Linked DNA regions of Homo sapiens: region 1 is linked to region 2. Evidence: read pairs that join two places in POLR2A ChIA-PET (ENCODE). Cell type or tissue: B cell. All regions are shown on one strand. Each heading gives the region's core, and the rest is flanking DNA. Links, peaks and the distances in the headings are about the cores only.

What was found. Peaks named below come from ENCODE experiments on the same cell type or tissue, not always from the same donor. Only the 100,000 strongest peaks of a DNase experiment are listed, where the experiment ranks them.
Region 1: POLR2A ChIA-PET joins it to region 2 with 10 read pairs; 5 of 35 experiments call an interaction of 5 or more read pairs at or near these places.

The regions. Positions count from the first base shown.
Region 1 is chr16:53,946,351-53,954,350 of GRCh38, reverse strand. All of the region lies in intron 8 of FTO (FTO alpha-ketoglutarate dependent dioxygenase), which reads right to left. Among named protein-coding and RNA genes, the nearest start is that of FTO-IT1, 89 kb to the left of the region's middle. RefSeq lists an enhancer at 70-1,633. In B cell, for the core only: no CTCF peak of the experiment used is centred there; DNase peaks (open chromatin) are centred at 1,730 and 4,410; H3K4me3 peaks cover 598 bases; H3K27ac peaks cover 876 bases.
Region 2 is chr16:53,555,330-53,564,938 of GRCh38, reverse strand. LOC105371269 (a long non-coding RNA gene) reads left to right here and starts at 4,480. Exons shown (of 8, transcript XR_933588.4): 1 at 4,480-4,706; 2 at 5,597-5,756. RefSeq lists enhancers at 2,863-3,485, 3,486-4,108. In B cell, for the core only: no CTCF peak of the experiment used is centred there; no DNase peak of the experiment used is centred there.

The DNA of each region.
Region 1 (8,000 bases), core at 1-8,000, 390 kb before region 2:
GAAAAAAAAAGTTCTGCCTCCTTTTAAATGAAAGGCCCATCCACAGGTAGCCATGTTAAAAGAAGATTATTTCTTTGTTCCACAGGGAAATCAGAGAACAGAGAATTTGATTTCAACAACTCTTACTAACTCCTCATTCTCGAGATGTGCTTAAATAGATCCACCTTTCCCCTTTTCCCCTTGTCTTTTTATATTTCAAAATGGGTAGGTGAGAAAACTGAGAACCTTGTTCATATCTATCAACAATCTATGAACATCTACTCCTTGCCAAGCATTAGGGCCAACTACTGGGCACTACACTTTCTGCAGGACCCTAGCCTTCGTCATTAAGTTTGAAGCTATAAGTGAAGGTAGAAAATGCTGTTGTTTTACAGATATACATTGGGAGTAGCTTCCGAAGCGTATTTTACTAGTTCAATATGGTAAGAAGAATTCAGCCATAGCTGGCATCACCACACATTGTTTCACAAAAATGCACTGTGGAGAATGGACACTGTACCTATAATTTTAAAAGATTTGCTCATTTAAATGAACCAGCAGCATTTTCTGCCACATAATGGAGAAATTCACAGGATGCTGGGCCCCTCATGGCTTCTGTGGCTATAAAAGCCCCTTCATGCTGGATTTTTTTATATTTGGTAAATTAATAGTTTGCTGTTCCAAGATTCCTACGTGTTTATATTATTGCTTTTCTAACATAAAAGTTTGCAGTTGTTATGGAAACATATGGTAACATTTGCTGCTAAATTTTAAATGCATTTTCTACCCCTGTTACACACCTGAAATGAAGCCAAAAACTCTTTTTGCTTTACATTAGAGTGAAATTCAAACTGGTCTGGGTGACTATAAATGGTTACTGTTTGTCTTGGCTCCTACCTGTATCAGATTTAGACTGAGGAATCTTAGGGAAGAAATTACACGGGATAAAATGGATATTTCTAAATTACAAGGCCTACAATTCCAGTGGCTCCAAATATCAGCTTTCTGTTTCATCTCAGCCTGCCAGAAAGAAAATGGTGGGGCCAGACAATAAAAGATAGACAACGTTTACTTTCCAGAGCCAAATGCTTCTTGTTTTGATTATACTGGAGAAGGAGGTTGCAGATCCTGATCAGTTAAGTCTTGTTAGCAAATTAAATGGTTGTAGACTACAATGGTGTAAGACATGAGTTTTAGCCCCTGGCTTCAAGTCGAAATGACAAAAGTATACATTCTTTCAACCCATTTTGTTCTGCAGTTTTCCTCTTTGAGCCCTTCACAATTCTCAAGTAATTGTTCATGATGACTCTAGGCCCGTGGGGAGGGTGACTTGGAAACGTTCATTGGACGGGTTTTCTAAGTTTCCCAATTATCCATTTCTCCATACCTTAACACCTCACCCAAGTCAAGTTTCCTTGTGCAATGTAACTAGTCATAAATACCGCTCAAAAAAAGTAGGCACTTTGGCTCAGAAAAATATCAAATGAGAAAGACAGTATGAGAATTCTCACCTGCTTGAGCATTTTTCTGGAACTTTAAATCAAGGTTAATCGAGAGTCACAGAAGAACTTCAAACATGTGCATTAGGTCTAGCTCTGGGACCTGGCAGATCCAATTCCCACCCACATCTCAGTCTTGTGGGCTGTATTCTTCCACCCATTTCAGCACATTTGTTGACAGTCAAGGTTAATTTTCATAGGTTAACTCTGTCTCTTCTGCCTTGGAATATAACCATGCTCTTTGCTAGAGAGTTTCACTTTCAGTTTCCCACAAGATTAGATACTGCTTGCATATATTTAAAGTGACTGGGGAAAAGAATTATGATACTTTTCTAAGTACGAAAATATGGGAAGTTGCCAAAGATTTTTTTTGCTCCACTGACCCTTGTCATCTGCTCTAGTACACATCCAGGATGCTACATAAGGAAGCCAAAGGCTCAGCAGGGTCCAGTCAGCTGCACAGGTTAGAGCCCTTCAGAAAACATGGATAATCATGGCATTATCATATGCTATGTTGCATGTTTCCATGTTGCTTCTCCACCTTTCTTCTTTAGAGAACAGAGAGAGAATAATATTTCTTAATCTATCACAAAAGGAAGTAGATTAAGAAGAAGACACCAGAAGCTGACTGCCTGGGCTCAAATCCTGGCTTGACCACTGACAACCTGTGCTATCCTGAGTAAATTCCCTAACCTCTCTGGGTCTTAGTCACCTTAACTATAAAATGAAAGAAAACAAAACAAAACTACTTCACTGGGTTGGTGTGAGGAGTAAGTAAGGAATATGGGCAAAACACGTAGAATAGTACCTGGCATACAGTAAAGACTCAGTGGAGGTTAGCTGCTATTATTATGATGATGATGATGATCAGCATCTTCTTCATAATCAATAGCATAATTATGATTGAAACATATGTTTCTGCACCCCTCCAGTTTATAAGGCCAGCATTTTATAAACTTTGATGATGTGATCCACTATCATGATTTTAGCCATATCCATGAACCACCCACATTATTGCATTTCTAGCATTTTTCTTTAAATCAACTTAAAAAAAAAAACAAGATTGATTTGAGTCTTGTCCTCAATAATATTAGTTGAAAACCATGGATCCAATATTCTAATTATGCTTTTCTAACCTAACGTAAAATATATTCAGTTAGACAGGAGGAATCAGTTTTTGAGATATATTGCATAGCAGTGTAACACAGTTAATAATAATAGAGTGCATGATTTCAAAATTGCTGAGAGTGAATTTCAAATGTCTCCCTATATACACAAAAAGCAAAGCATATAAATTTTCAAATAAAAAGTATTCATCAGTGTCTCACAGAATCATCTTGTGTGCCACGCACAGCGCACTACTTCAGGACTCTCTGAACTAGGCCTTGGCACATTTCACTAGAGTCTCCCTAGGCACAAACTCAAAGTCACTGTAGATTAGACAGAAACCCACCACCAAAATTATCCACATGGACAATACACAGCCTTGTTAAGGGACTGAACATGGATGACTGTCACTAAGCTTACTTGGCTTAGTACACATTCAGGTCTGAATCCTATCTCAGCACTAAAAAACTGAAAGCAGTTCCCTGTTATTAGCCTAAGTTCCTAGTAATGTGAGCATTGTGTTGGGGGGTAGCTTGGAGACGGGGTGAGGTCCTTGTGAAAGAAAAAAAGTGATGCTCTATTCAAAGGTCTTATCCAATCTCTGCAGACTGGTTTAAATGTATTTTGACCCTGTGCTAACCCATTTTCATGTGATACATTTGGTATAAGAAAAGATTAATTACTTACGAAAAACAAGCTAACAACTTTACAGCAAATATATTATCACTATATAGAACGGGACATAAAGGTTTCCACTAGCATCATTAGCTTCGTTATAATAAATGAGATGCTTTATGTGATGTATAATACGGTAAAGCCAACACAGCTGTTTGCTTCTGTAGGAAAGAGCCTAGGTGCACCGCACCTGAGTCTGCAAACACTTAATAAGCCCTCAACAACAAAGCTGCCTCACTGAGAACTCTGGTGGCTGAAGCCATTATCCACGGATAATTAACTATGTCAGGACACTGAGGTCCTAACATGAGGTCCTCATAATTCCCCACTATGGGAAAGACAGTAAAACATTATTATATTACTAATATTTAGTAAGAAGACTGTTCTATTTGTGTGTTATTAATGCAAGCTGTAAGTTACCGCATCATTTGAATTACTATTAGTTCTTCTGGGCACTCTCTCACATGAAGGGCAAAGCAGCCCTTTGCGCTTAAGAACAGGAAAGAAATACTTCCACGTGGATTAAAATTTTTTAAATGTATTTGTAATTTGTTCTGTTTATTTTTCCTCTGGCTGCATGAATATATCTACGACATTTATCACTGGAAAAAATATCACTAAAATGACCAATACTAAGGAAGCTCAAAGCTATACAATTGTAAAACATTTCTCGTATACTCATTTGATCTTTAGAAGAATCCATCATTTTGCTTTCTCCAAGTATCCTGGTCATTTTGAGACTCTCCCCTATAATACAAAGTATTTAAATTTCTCAGTAACGAGGCTTTTTGACGCTTGAAGACAAAAGCTCCAGTCCATTTATTAAGACGACTTCCTACTGTGTGGGGCTGTTTTTTTACCTCATAATTAAAATAGCACCTGAACAGGACCATCTGTGAGCATGGATTAAGTTTTTTTTTTTTTTTTTTTTTTTTACAAATGTGAATATCTTTTTTTTTCCTGCCAAATGCCTCTAAACCTCATATAGATTTTGTGTTACACACCAAAAAAAAAAAAATGTTTAAATAAACCTTTACTTTCCCCCCCCAAAAAAAGAAAATGAAAGTAGTTAGGGTAAACATTTTGCTCTTCACTGCAACCCTTCATGCATCAGTAAATAAACGTACAGCTATGTAATTTGTTTAAAGAACGAATGAACTGTCAGTCTTTGCTTTCTGTTTCTGGATTCTGTTCGTTTATGGCAACCCAGAGACACAGTTTGCCACTTAATTTTCCTCTTCCTTTTTCAAATACACACATTTTGGAAAAGACATTATTTATCCAAAAGGCTGCCAAGGCATTGGGTTAGGATGGATCTGGATATACAGACTATTTCACAAGCTAGTCTTATTTAACCAAAATAAAGTCTCACTGGGTTTTTTTTTTTTTTTTTGCACAAACTGCAAATCCATAAATGCAGAGATTATAAACATTGATACCGAAATTTCTTCCAGAGGATTTTCTGACCTTATGTTAACTCTGCCATAGACATTCGTGTTTCTTTGGAAATGTTGGCTTATTTTAATGAAATGGTTCCTTTGGTACAGTTGGGGCTGTGATGTCAACCTGGCTCCATTCTAAGAACCCTTATGAAATATTTACAGTGAAATTTAACTACACATGCGTAACAGCTGACTTCGGTGGCCGCCAAGGTTTAGGCTTACCTTTTTATCTTTCTTAAAGGAAAAAATATTTTTACATTTTCCTCTTCTCCAGAAGCTCAAACCCTCTTGTATTTAACAACTTCCCAACTCACACCTCTATGTGACCATCAGTGTGGAGTGGTGAGACTAAAAGATGATTCTGGCCACATGACATCTTTGTTCAAGCTTCACTTCTACAGTGAAAGAACAGCTGGGTTCCCCCATGGAGGAGATGGGAGCTAAAGCAGGAGCTCAAGGGTGTAACAGGAGAAATGGTGATTCACTAGCAATAAGTCCCAGTCCTTCCTTTCTGAGAATTAAACCCTTTATCAAATTCAAAACTGCCAACATTTTTGTGGACACCTTTTTATGGTGACAATGAGCACCATATACACCTCATTCACTTTTGGAAACTCTCATATACTTTGTTTATAAAAGGAAAGATGAAATAGTGCCAAGTTCAAGGCAACACACACGTACACACATACACACTCACGCGCAAGAACCTACATGGAATAATGCAATGTTACAAGGTCACAAGGTCACAGAGGCAATACACAGATTGTGTACTGGTCTCCCAGCCAGGGTCATTCCTTCTATTCTTGAGAAGTGTGAGAAGATGGAGAAGGTTTTTAATTCAAAGCAGTCAGGACTTTCATTCTATAGCAGAATCCTGCCCACAATGTCCAGGCTCCACACATGTTTTGATTAGCCTAACAGTTACAAATATTTGAATTCATGCTAACATTTAAATCACTGTGAGACTTCGGAAGCATACACATACAATATGAATGTTCCACTTCTGTTGAAAATGTGGAAGACCTACTAACATAGATCCTGCCTCCTCGCAAGGCTGGATAGCAGCTGCCTGGCTGCCCACTTGAGACAAAGTGTGAATGTCCGCTGGCCAGGAGACCAGAAGACAATCTGGGTATTGCCTCTGTGACCTTGTAACATTGTTCTACTCTATGCAGATTCTGGCATACACACACACGTGTGTTTTGCCTTGAACTTAACAGTGTCTCACCTCTCTGGCTTTATCTACATACATGATTACCATGGCCTACAGACATCTGAATCTGCAATCCCTGGTCTGAGTTCACTAGCATTCACTAGAAAACTCACAAATATCCAACTCTCATGCCCCCATCATCAAAAGCTCAGACGAATACTTCCTTCAGAAAGCCCGGTGCCTCTTTGGACATGAATTCACTATTCCATGTGTCCTTCAAATCCCTCCAAACCAGGTCTCTTATACAGCCGCAGTGTAATGATCTGAGGCACTCTTCGTACAAAAACTAGTAGATGTGTGAATGCAATAAAAGTGCTCAGAAACACACAAGGAGAAATCACCAGCTAAGGGAATGGCTCTCTTACTTTACAATGGCGAGTTCTCAACCTGCCACCGAAACCACCACTGTTTGTGTACGCGTCACTCAAACTCAGACTTTGATTTATACATGCAGGCGTACTTTCTTAACACACCCTCTCTGACTTTTCTGCCATAGCCCGTTTCCAATGCCACTAGAAGATGCTGTGCTTAATACAGCTTCCCAATTCTCCAAGGCCCCCTCAAAGCTTTTAAAGCTAGCATAACATGCAGAATTTCAAATGAAGTACCAACAGCAGAAAGATCATTTACAGTAACTATACAAACAAGCTAAATGAAAGACTTGTGTTCAGTCATTAAAAATAATAATGCTAAAGCCCCGAGGGCTGAAATGTAAAGCTTAGACTTCGTGTGAGGAAATAGAAAAGGAGTGTGTTTATTATCCCAATAAGATAACCTGTTAATTTATTTAGTAGGCAATTTTCGAGTACATTCGTCCACAGTGAAATCTCGCTTTATCAGATTATATGAAAAATCACCACCACAAATAAAATGCTCGTTCAAGCCAGGGGCTTTTGCAAGATAGAAATTACCAAGTAGGAGACCAGTAAGGGGTGGCTGGGAAGTGCTGCCACTAATAGCTTCCGCCCCCTTATTCTCCTCCTCTCCTGAACCAAGCCCAGAGTTAGTTATAGAGTTATCTATCTCACACTTTGCAGATGATGCCTAACATCATGACAACAGAGAAGAGGAAAGGTCTCTGGACCTGCCTACCTACAACAAGTTTCTGTAAAGTAATGAATACAGACAGCTTGGGGACCATCCACCTGCGCTGCCTGCCTCTTCCTGCCTGCAAAGTGAAACCACCAGGGATTGGCAGAAGGTACTTGTCTGACAGGGCCAGGACAGCCTTTCTCCTCAGTGACAGCCTGGGCCTACCCTCTTAAACTTGACCCACCATAATTCCTTCACAGTGCAGCAGCAAGGCAGCTGACAGTAGCAGCTGCAGCTCCTAAGCGAGATGGATGGAATTTTCATAACTAGTTCCCCAAGTTACATTTTACCTTCAAGATAATTTATGAGCTGCTCTGGAGCCTTGAAGAGACAATATGCTTGCCATAAAATTAACTGTAACAGTCTTGTAGGTTATAATTAACACTGGGAGGGTAGCACCAACTGGATGAAACACATGGCGTAATTGATGGTGAAACTGGAAATGAAGCAAGCTAACAATATCATTACTGTGCAGGCTGCCTTAGCAAAACCTATGCTTTCCGAGGGTTCATTGCAGTTGCCTCCCAGGCCCGTATTCTGGTAGGAAAGAGGCCAGAGCTGGGCAGAGGGGTGGAGGTTTTGCTGGCCAGGCCATGGGGTACCTGGACAGATACAATGGCTGTCAACAGTCTGGAAAGAGAGCCGTAGCACAGCATCTGGTCATATGCTTCCTGGAGTTCAGACCAGGCCCTACATAAGCCTTCCTTGTAGATATGACTTCATTTTTTCAGTAAACAGCAACTTTTTCAGTGAAAAAAAATATAAGAATAAAAAGAAGACAATAGGAACTTCCAAAACGCCCTTCCAAGGATTGGGACATTTATTTAGCATACATTCTGGAAGCAAAACAACTTAATATGAGCATATCTTAATAAAAAATGAAGATGGTTAACTAAACCTAAAGGTTTATTAAACTAAAAAGTAACGTCCTGAGCACCCTATCCAAAGTTGACTATGGAGAGAAAGGTAATCAGAAGAGTCCCATCAAACACT
Region 2 (9,609 bases), core at 1-8,000:
TAGTCAAATAAAATGTGTTGAGTCCCAATGCAGGGCCAGAACTAGGGTGAGACAAGTGAGACGCAATATTTAGGGGTGTGGCCCAAAACTCGGCAATCAAGCTAAATCATGTCGTACTGCAATATTTTAAAGACCAAAATTAACACAAAACACCATAATGCATAAACTATCAGAACATTAAATAAAGACAGGATTTAGAGCATGGCTCAGCTATCCTGGAACCTGAGGTAAAAGGAAAAATTATTAATGCCAGTCCTCTCTTTATTTAACATTTTGATGGTTTATCACGGGTTGTTTTGGCATTTTTTAAAAAAATATTGCATGAAAATAGGATCATCTTGCTGCATGAGTTTTTTGGCACAACCCAAAACGTTGTGCCTGAGGCAAGTGCCTCGTTTCCTCCCCTACTCCCAGCACCGCAACACACACTAAAAGGATCTAGCTTCCCCTCCTCCATCCCACACTTTCTTTCTTCTGGTGTCTGTTTGTTTGTTTTTTCCTAAGACAGAGTCTCACTCTGTTGCCCGGGCTGGAGTGCAATGGATCTCGGCTCACTGCAACCTCCGCCTCCCAGGTTCAAGTGATTCTCCCACCTCAGCCTCCTGAGTAGCTGGGATTACGGGCACCCACCATCATGCCTGGCTAATTTTTGTATTTTTCATAGAGACAGGGTTTCACCATGTTGGCCAGGCTGGTCTCAAACTCCTGACCTCAGATGATCCGCCTGCCTTGGCCTCCCAACGTGCTGGGATTACAGGTGTGAGCCACCACACCCCACCCTACATTTTCAAGATTCACCTTTCCAGGGCAGTGGAGGAAGACAGGGCTTGTTACAGATCTGTTCCTCACTCTGTGGGCACTGTTCCTTTTCCTCTACTGTTATTTATCTCCTAACCATCTTGCCTGGCCCTGTCTCAGGCCTCCTATGCCCATCACTGCCTGGACTTCACCATCAACTCCAGTGCACATGACTGCATATGACTGACTTGTACTTCAGATCCTTGGGGTGGAGATCAGGAAGGCAGTGGGTGACTATACTAAATAATTGCTGTGCTAGCAGGGAACAGCTTTAGTTGCAAGCTTCTAGTCCTCTCCTAGATCTTATTAGCCAACGGCTCCCTCCTTGTAAACCAAAAATAAAACTCCAAGCCCTTCAACTGACAGATGGACCCTCCTCAGCCAAGGCCATTCTAAAGTTAACCTGAAACACGAGTTTAGGCCATGATGGGAAGTGGGGGTTGGACACGCCTCATGATACCCTCCTCCCTTTGGAATTCAGGCACAGTTGACCAGCACTGACATTAAAACAGAGAATTACGGCAGATAGAACAGACTCTTTCAGTCTGATAAGAAACATTTGCAGTCTATTCTTTCTGAAGCTTGCCACCTGGAGGCTTCATCTGCATAATAAGAACCTTGGTCTCCACAATCCCTTGTCTTAACCCGGACACCACTCCTTTCTATTGATGCCAGGTCTTCTGATGAACATTCAACCAATTGCCAATCAGAAAAATATTTCAATGGGCCAGACATGATGGCTCACACCTGTAATCCCAGCACTTTGGGAGGCCAAGACTGGTGGATCACTTGAGGTCAGTTCGAGACCAGCCTGGCCAACATGGTGAAACCCCGTCTCTACTAAAAATATAAAAATTAGCCAGGTGTGGTGGTGGGTGTCTGTAATCCCAGTTACTTGGGAGACTGAGGGAGGAGAATTGCTTGAGCCCAGGAGGCAGAGGTTGCAGTGAGCCAAGATTGCACTACTGCACTCCAGCCTGGGTGGACAGAGCAAGACTCCCTCTCAAAAATAAATAAGTAGAAAATCTTTTAATGTACCTATGACCTGGAAGCAACCCCCACTTATGTCTCCCTAAAATGTATAAAACCAAGCCGTAGCCTGACCACCCTAGGTACATGTTCTCAGAACCTCCTGGGGCCGTGTTACAGGCCATTGGTCCCTCATACTTGTCTCAGGATAAATCCCTTTAAATGTTTTACAGAGTGTGGCTCTTTTCATCAACATTCTAATAACATAAGACAATACTGAGGAACCCTTCACTCCTATCTTTTTTTTCCGGGACCTCAAACCCCATCTCAAGGTCTATGCAGATAATTCCAGAGGTTCTTTCTCTTTTCCATAATGCATAATTGAACACCTCTTTATCTAAATTTCTTCCTCTGGGTCATGCCCATGGGCCATATGCCTCTCTTAGTCAAGCAGGCCCATTAAAAAGGTCTCTCCAGGCTGTGTGTGGTGGCTCACGTCTATAATCCCCGCACTTTGGGAGACCAAGGTAGGCAGATCACTTGAACCCAGGAGTTCAAGACCAGCTTGGGCATCATGGTGAACCCCGCCTCTACAAAAAAAAATTATAAAAATTACCTGGGCATGGTAGCACATACCTGTAGTCCCAACTACTTGGTAGGCTGAGGGGGGAGGATCACCTGAGCCCAGGAGGTCAAGGCTACAGTGAGCCATGATTCCACCCACTACATTCCAGCCTGGGTGATAGATGAGATCCTGTTTCAAAAAAAAAAAAAAAAAAGTCTCTCTCCAAATATAGGAGACCCTCTTTCTGTGGAATTTTGCAACAAAGCCAACTGTCAGCAACTGCTGCACTTTAACGCAAACCCTCTTCTCCCTCCCTATCACATACAGGATTTAGTCACCTGTGCACAGGTCCTAAGGTCACCAGTTGTAAGAGCTGTGTCTTTTTCATCTTCATCCTCAGGCCTGAGAGCTGGGCCTGGCACAGAGAAATTGCTGGGTGAAGATGCTCAAAGCTGCCACATCCATCATTGCTAGGGGTGGGTCAGTGGGGTGGCCTAGGGGACAGTAATGGAGTGGGAGATTATGGACAGGCATACAGCTATGATGTGGCTCATTCTGAGTTGTTTGGTTCCAGAGCCCCAAAGGCCTTCCAGGAAGAATCTCGTTCTACTCCATCCTGCCTGAGTATGCTGGTGCCCCAGACCCCCATTAACCACCACACTGAGACTCCTCCCCAGAAGATGCTCCTGATTCCACAGCACAAAACCAAAGCCCCTGAGTTTGCTGAGGTGGGGAGAGAAGCAGGAAGAGCCTGGGTTGGAATCTATAAACCAAAAATAAAATCCTAAGCACAACAACCAACTAAATGGACCCCCTGTGGGCCAAGAGGACCCCTGAGAAACCCGAAAAACTGAATTCCTGGCTGTGATGGGACACACCTTGTTATATATTCCCTCCCTTTTGGAGGTTAAGCACAGCTGACCAGCATTAACATTAAAATAGAGATCCATCCTAAGACTGACAAAACAGACTCTTTGTGGCAATAAGATACCAAATTCCAACCTGACTCTGGTATAGCATCACATGACAGATAGCAGACCCTGAAGGAAATCAGAATATTTTGCCACAAAATTTATTCCTTTGACATCTTTTGAAATGGCCCTCAAAGTCATCTTCTGTTGAGGAAACATGCATCTGTAGAAAATCTCCATTAACACAGCCACGGCTTTTCTTTCTAGGTCTTTCCTGGATCTAAGAGAGATGACCTAAGAGTCTGACACCTTTTAAGATCTGAAAAGAGACATTTACCATCTATTCTCTCTGAAGGCTGCTACCTGGAAGCTTCATCTACATCACAAGAACCTCGCCTCCACATGCCCCCTTATCTTAACTCAGGCATTTTTTCCCATTGATTTCAAGTCTTCAGACAAAGCTTAACTCTTTCAACCAATTGCCAATCAGAAAATCTTTAAATCATGGGCATGGTGGCACACGCCTGTAATCCCAGCTACTCGGGAGGCTGAGAATGACTTGAATCCAGGAGGCAGAGATTGCAGTGAGCCAAGATTGCGCCACTGCACTCCAGCCTGGGCAACAGCACGAGACTCTGTCTCAAAAAAAAAAAAAGAAAAAAGAAAAGAAAATCTTTGAATCAACCTATGACCTCTAAACACCACCCCCTCACCTTCTACCCCACTAACTCCCCCTCACTTTCAAGATGTCCCACCTTTCCAGCTGAACCAATGTATACCTTATATGTACTGATTTATGTCTTTACCTGTAACTTCTGTCTCCCTAAAATTTATAAAGCCAAAGTAACCCAGCCGCCTGGGGCACACTTTCTCAGGGCCTCTTGAGACTGTTCTCCAGGCCGTGGTCACTCATGCTGGCTCAGAATAAACCTCTTTAAATATTTTACAGAATTTGATTTTTCTGTTGACAAATCCTTGTTCCCTGGCCAGGCTTGGTGACTTAAGCTTATAATCCCAGCACTCTAGGAGACTGAGGTGGGAGGATCACTTGAGGTCAGGATTTTCCAGCCTGGGCAACATAGTGAGACCCTTGTCTCTATTTAAAAAAAAAAAAAAAAAAAGTAAAAATTAGCCAGGCATGGTGGTGTGCACCTGTAATCCCAGCTACTTAGGAGGCTGAGGAAGGAAGATTGCTTGAGCCTGTACGGTTCTTGTAACGGTTCTAACCCCAAGACTGAGCCAACAGACAACACGAGGCGGTGTGGAGCAACATGCCGTTTTAATGAGCAGACGCACTGGGTGCTGGCGGGCTGAGGCCTAAAATGGCGTCAGCCCCAAGTGAGGACAGGGCAAAGGTTTTATAGTCTTCTGTAAACGGGAAGTGCCCTAGTCTGACGTAATTGCTACGTTGCACCCGGATGGCCTCTTTCTCGATCTTCAGGGGTCCGTGTCTTCCAGCGAGGGTGGGTGTCTTCTGTCCAGCTCTCCTCCCGCTTCTGCTATCTTGCTGACACACGCTGCCGAAGCAAGTGGTCTTGCGCCTTGGGCCTGGGCCTGAGAAGGGAGGAGTTACTCATCTCCTTAAGCTTTCAGGCCCCGGGGAGAATCTTACAGAGCCCAGGAGCTTGAGGCTGCTGTGAGTTGTAATGGTGTCACTGCACTCCAGGCTGGGCAACAGACTGAGGCCCTGTGTTTTGTTTTGTTTTAAAAAGAAAAAGAATAGAAAAGAAAAATCCCTGCTCCCTTGCAGCACAACCCTGTGTGTTAGTCTCTCCAGGCCTCAGTTTCTTCCTCCCTGGAGTAGGATCATAAAAAATACAATCTCCAGTGGTTACTGTTATGAGGGTTAAATTAGATATGACATGCAAGGCACTTAGAAGAGTGCCTGGCACATGATAAGCATTCAGTGGACATCAGCCACTCTCATTTCCTCGTGGCCTGTGGGGTGTTTATCTTTCAGCATAGAGAAGGCAGACAGTGGCAGATTGTCTTAGTGTGTCTGAGACACTGAGCTGAGGACTCTGTGATTCACTCTTGGTTGCCTTGGGTGTTTTCATTCCCGGTAGCATTAGAGGAATTGGAGGCCCCTGGAAAAAGATCTCTTTGCTCCAAAGAAGGAGAAACTTTACATGCAAGTTACCTTTAAGGCCTGAGCAATGGGAGTCAAGAGTACACAAACATCGCTGGAAACAGATCCATGGCTTCAGAGGCAAACCCCAAGCTCTCTCCCCAGAGGCCGGGTCTGGAGTGGAGTGTGTTGAAGAGATAGTAATATAAAGAGGCAGAAAGACTGCCTGCTTCAGGGTTTGCATTAAACTTGGGCTTTGGTGCATTTTTTTTTTTTTATTTCCAGGAAGAAGGCTTTGTGGGGCTACTGGGGTCATGAAGGCCTTTTCAAAGCACGCATCACACCCATGGGGAAGAGCCCCGTCCCCGCAAGGAAGGGCCTAAGATGCATGCAGAATCCTTCACAGTAGGAAGGGAAGAAGCAACGTTCCCTGTCTAGCCGCCAGGTCAGTAAGAATTCCTTCTTGCAACAGCCAATGACGAGCTTAAGCCCTGAAGCCCAGCTCTGGCTGTTAGATCCTCTCTACTTTCCATCCCCAGACCTACCTTCCTGTACCCCTTCCTTTACTGGCTTGAAAGAACCTATCAGGGTCCAGAGCCTCCATATGGGCCCCCCAAGGAACTGCTGGGACTCAGCCAGCCAACATCATCACCTCCCAGGCAGCAAACAAGACCCCAATACGCAGTCTGACATAAGCTCTACAAAACTCCAGAGCCAGCTGGCCTCACCTACTTCAGAACCAAATGCCAGGAAACTCTGGCTGGCCCGCCAAGTCCCCGGGACTGAAGGGATGGAGGACTTGCTGACATGTGCCTTCGTCTTTCATTGCTCTGCTCTCCACCTCCCTTTCCCTGCCTGCGTGCTATACTGTGTCTTGGCATAGCTGGCTGGATCTACACAATGCTCAGCACTAGGCTGGACAAACCAGCTCCAAAGGACCAGTGCTTTCCTACAGGGCCAGGTCTCCAAAGGCTGCTCGGAATGTGCTGTGTGGTCCTGGATCCAAGTGCCAGGAGCTGGATGAGAGGGCCTGTGACCTACTCCTCATCAGAAAGGAAAGAGGGCTCTACTCTTCCAACCAAAGGCCACAGTTCATTTCTTTCTTCTTTTCTCTTTTGGAGACAGTATCTGGCTCTGTCACCCAGGCTGGAGTGCAGTGGCACAATCTCGGTTCACTGCAGCCTCCACCTCCCAGGTTCAAGTGATCTTCCCACCTCAGCCTCCTGAGTAGCTGGGACCACAGCTGCGCACCACCATGCCCGGCTAATATTTGCTTTTTTTTTTTTTTTTGAGACAGAGTCTCACTCCATCACCAGACCGGAGTGCAGTGGTGCAATCTCGGCTCACTGCAAGCTCTGCCTCCTGGGTTCAAGTGATTCTCCTGCCTCAGCCTCCCGAGTAGCTGGGACTACAGGCACCCGCCACCACGCCTGGCTAATTTTTTGTATTTTTAGTAGAAATGGGGTTTCACCATGTTGGCCAGGATGGTCTCAATCTCTTGACCTCGTGATCCACCCACCTTGGCACCCCAAAGTGCTGGGATTACAGGCGCAAGCCACCGTTCCAGGCCACTTTTTTTTTTTTTTTTTTTTTGTAGAGCTAGGGTTTCACCATGTTGCCTAGGCTGGTCTGGAACTCCTGGGCTCAAGTGATCTGCCCACCTCGGTCTCCCAAAGTGCTGGGTTTACAGGCATGAGCCACCGTGCCTGGCCCCACAGTTCATCTCTTAGTGAAAACCATTCCAATCTACCAAGGCTGCATTTTGCTTTTCTCCTCCCTTCTTCAAGAAGGGTGTGCCAGCACATCTTCTGTAACCCAAATATATCTGGACCACCTCAGGCTTCCATCGGCATCACAGTCAGTCAGTGTCACTATGGCAACTGCGAGCAATGGAGAAGACCCCTCTCAACAGGAGTCCCTGGGGAGACACCCAAAGATTCCAGGCTTTTCTACAGCAAAATGTGTCAACAGTCATTCCTCTGTCTCTCTCATCCTGCCACGATCTTCTCCTGAGTCCCCACACTCCAAGACAACCTTAAGTCTCTTTTTTATCTTCTCTCTACACCAAGTTTGTCCAACCCATGGCCCGTGGACCACATGCAGCCCAGGATGGCTTTGAATGCAGCCCAACACAAATTCGTAAACTTTCTTAAAACATGATGTGATTTGGCCAGGCCGGGTGCAGTGGCTCGCCCCTGTAATCTCAGTACTTTGGGAGGCTGAGGTGAGTGGATCACTTGAGGTCAGGAGTTCGAGACCAGCCTGGCCAACATGGCAAAACCCCATCTCTACTAAAAATACAAAAATTAGCTGGGCGTGGTGGTGTGCACCTGTAATCCCAGCTACTCGGGAGGCTGAGGCAGGAGAATTGCTTGAACCCAGGAGGAGGAGGTTGCAGCGAGCTGAGATCATGCCTCTGCACTCCAGTCTTAGAAACAGACTGAGACTCCGTCTCAAAAAAAAAAATTATGAGATTTATTTGTGATTATTTTTAAGCTCATCAGCTATTGTTAGTGCTCATGTATTTTATGTGTGGCCCAGGACAATTCTTCTTCCAATGTGGTCCAGGGAAGCCCAAAGATTAGACATCCCTGCTGTATGCACACTCTCAAACCACCCCCACCCCCTGGTCAGAGAGCAGGGTCTGCTTCCATTCTTTCCTTCATTTGAAAAATTCCTTTAAAATCTCTCTACTGCAGGCCCTTCTGCAGCTAATCCTAATCCCCATACAAAAGGCTCATGAACCCCTCAAGAGCAGACACCCAATTTTCCAGCTCCCCACCCTGTGACTCCGCGCCCGTGTGAATGATCTCGTCTGTCTTTACCTCTGTCACTTGTCAATGTGCAAGCGCATGTTTTCTAATGATGCAAACACCTCAATTCTGGAATCTTACTGAAGGTCAAACATTTACTCAGCCATTAAAACTCTCTGTGCTAGTGTAATTTACATTTGTATTTGCAAGGAAAATATAGTGCGCCTGGTAGACAGCATTTAATGGCTTTTTTCCATTAACTCAAGTGGACAAAAACGAGTACCACAGCCAAATCCAACAAATCCTGGTGGTCTTTCTCTGTCCACCAAAAGAAACACCTGCACCATCGCCATGCCCTCCCCCACCCCCCAAATTCAGGCCCCATCTCATTTTGTAGAGTTTTTGTGAGCACCAGCCTCAGTGAGGAGGGGGCGCCCCAGGCCTGAAAGGTTCCATGGCCTGGATCCTCAGCTAAAGTCCCGCGTTCCTGTGAACCCCAACTGTGCTGAGGTCAATGCAGGATGAAGGTGGGAGATGTACTTAAACACCGACTGCCAGGAAGGTCTTTTCCATTTGGTAGTGATCAGATGTCAGCCAGACCATCTCCGGGGATGAGCTGTAGGTGAAGGTGAGTCTTTCCACATGTCTCCCATGAAAATTGAAAATGATTCTCTAATGCACTCCAGAATCTCTCCAAAACATTTTTATTGTTTCAAAAAGGGAAAGGAAAATGTAAGCCCAGTTGAACAGCATGGGGTTTCTAATCCAAATGGACAAAGCAGGAGGACAATTCAGGCCTGATATTAAGTCGAAGAGAGAGCCCAGTGGGCAACAGATAGGGCCGTGAGTCCAGTGGACATTGCCTGAGCACAATTTGATGAGGGGGATGGCATGCTGTACCCATGGGAATGCCAAACCTTTCCACTGTTTAACGAGGGGATAGAGGCTGGTGAACTCCTGAGAGATCATTCGAAATAATTTTCCCAGTACTTACTAAGGGATTTTGCATTTGAGGTACAAGAAGGTTTGGGGGAAGAAAATGAATTGCAATTTTCCTACCAGGACTGGAATTGCCCGGAGGAGTAACTGACCATATTCCCCTATTCACTGCTCCAAAATACAGCCCATCCCATAGAGATTGGCAATTCCACTGTTAGAGATTCTTTCCTTTGGATTAAACTTTTTTTTTTTTTTTTTTGAGATGGAGTCTCGTGCTGTTACCCAGGCTGGAGTGCAGCAGCACAATCTTGGCTCACTGCAGCCTCTGCCTCCCGAGTTCAAGAGATTCTCATGCCTCAGCCTCCCCAGTAGCTGGGACTACAGGCATGTGCCACCGCACCCCGCTAATTTTTTGTTTTGTTTTGTTGTTGTTGTGGGGTTTTTTTTGGTTTTTTTGCTTTTTTTTTTTTGGTTTTTTGAGACGGAGTCTCGCTGTCTCCCAGGCCGGAGTGCAGTGGCCTGATCTGGGCTCACTGCAAGCTCCGCCTCCCGGGTTCACACCATTCTCCTGCCTCAGCCTCCCAAGTAGCTGGGACTACAGGCGCC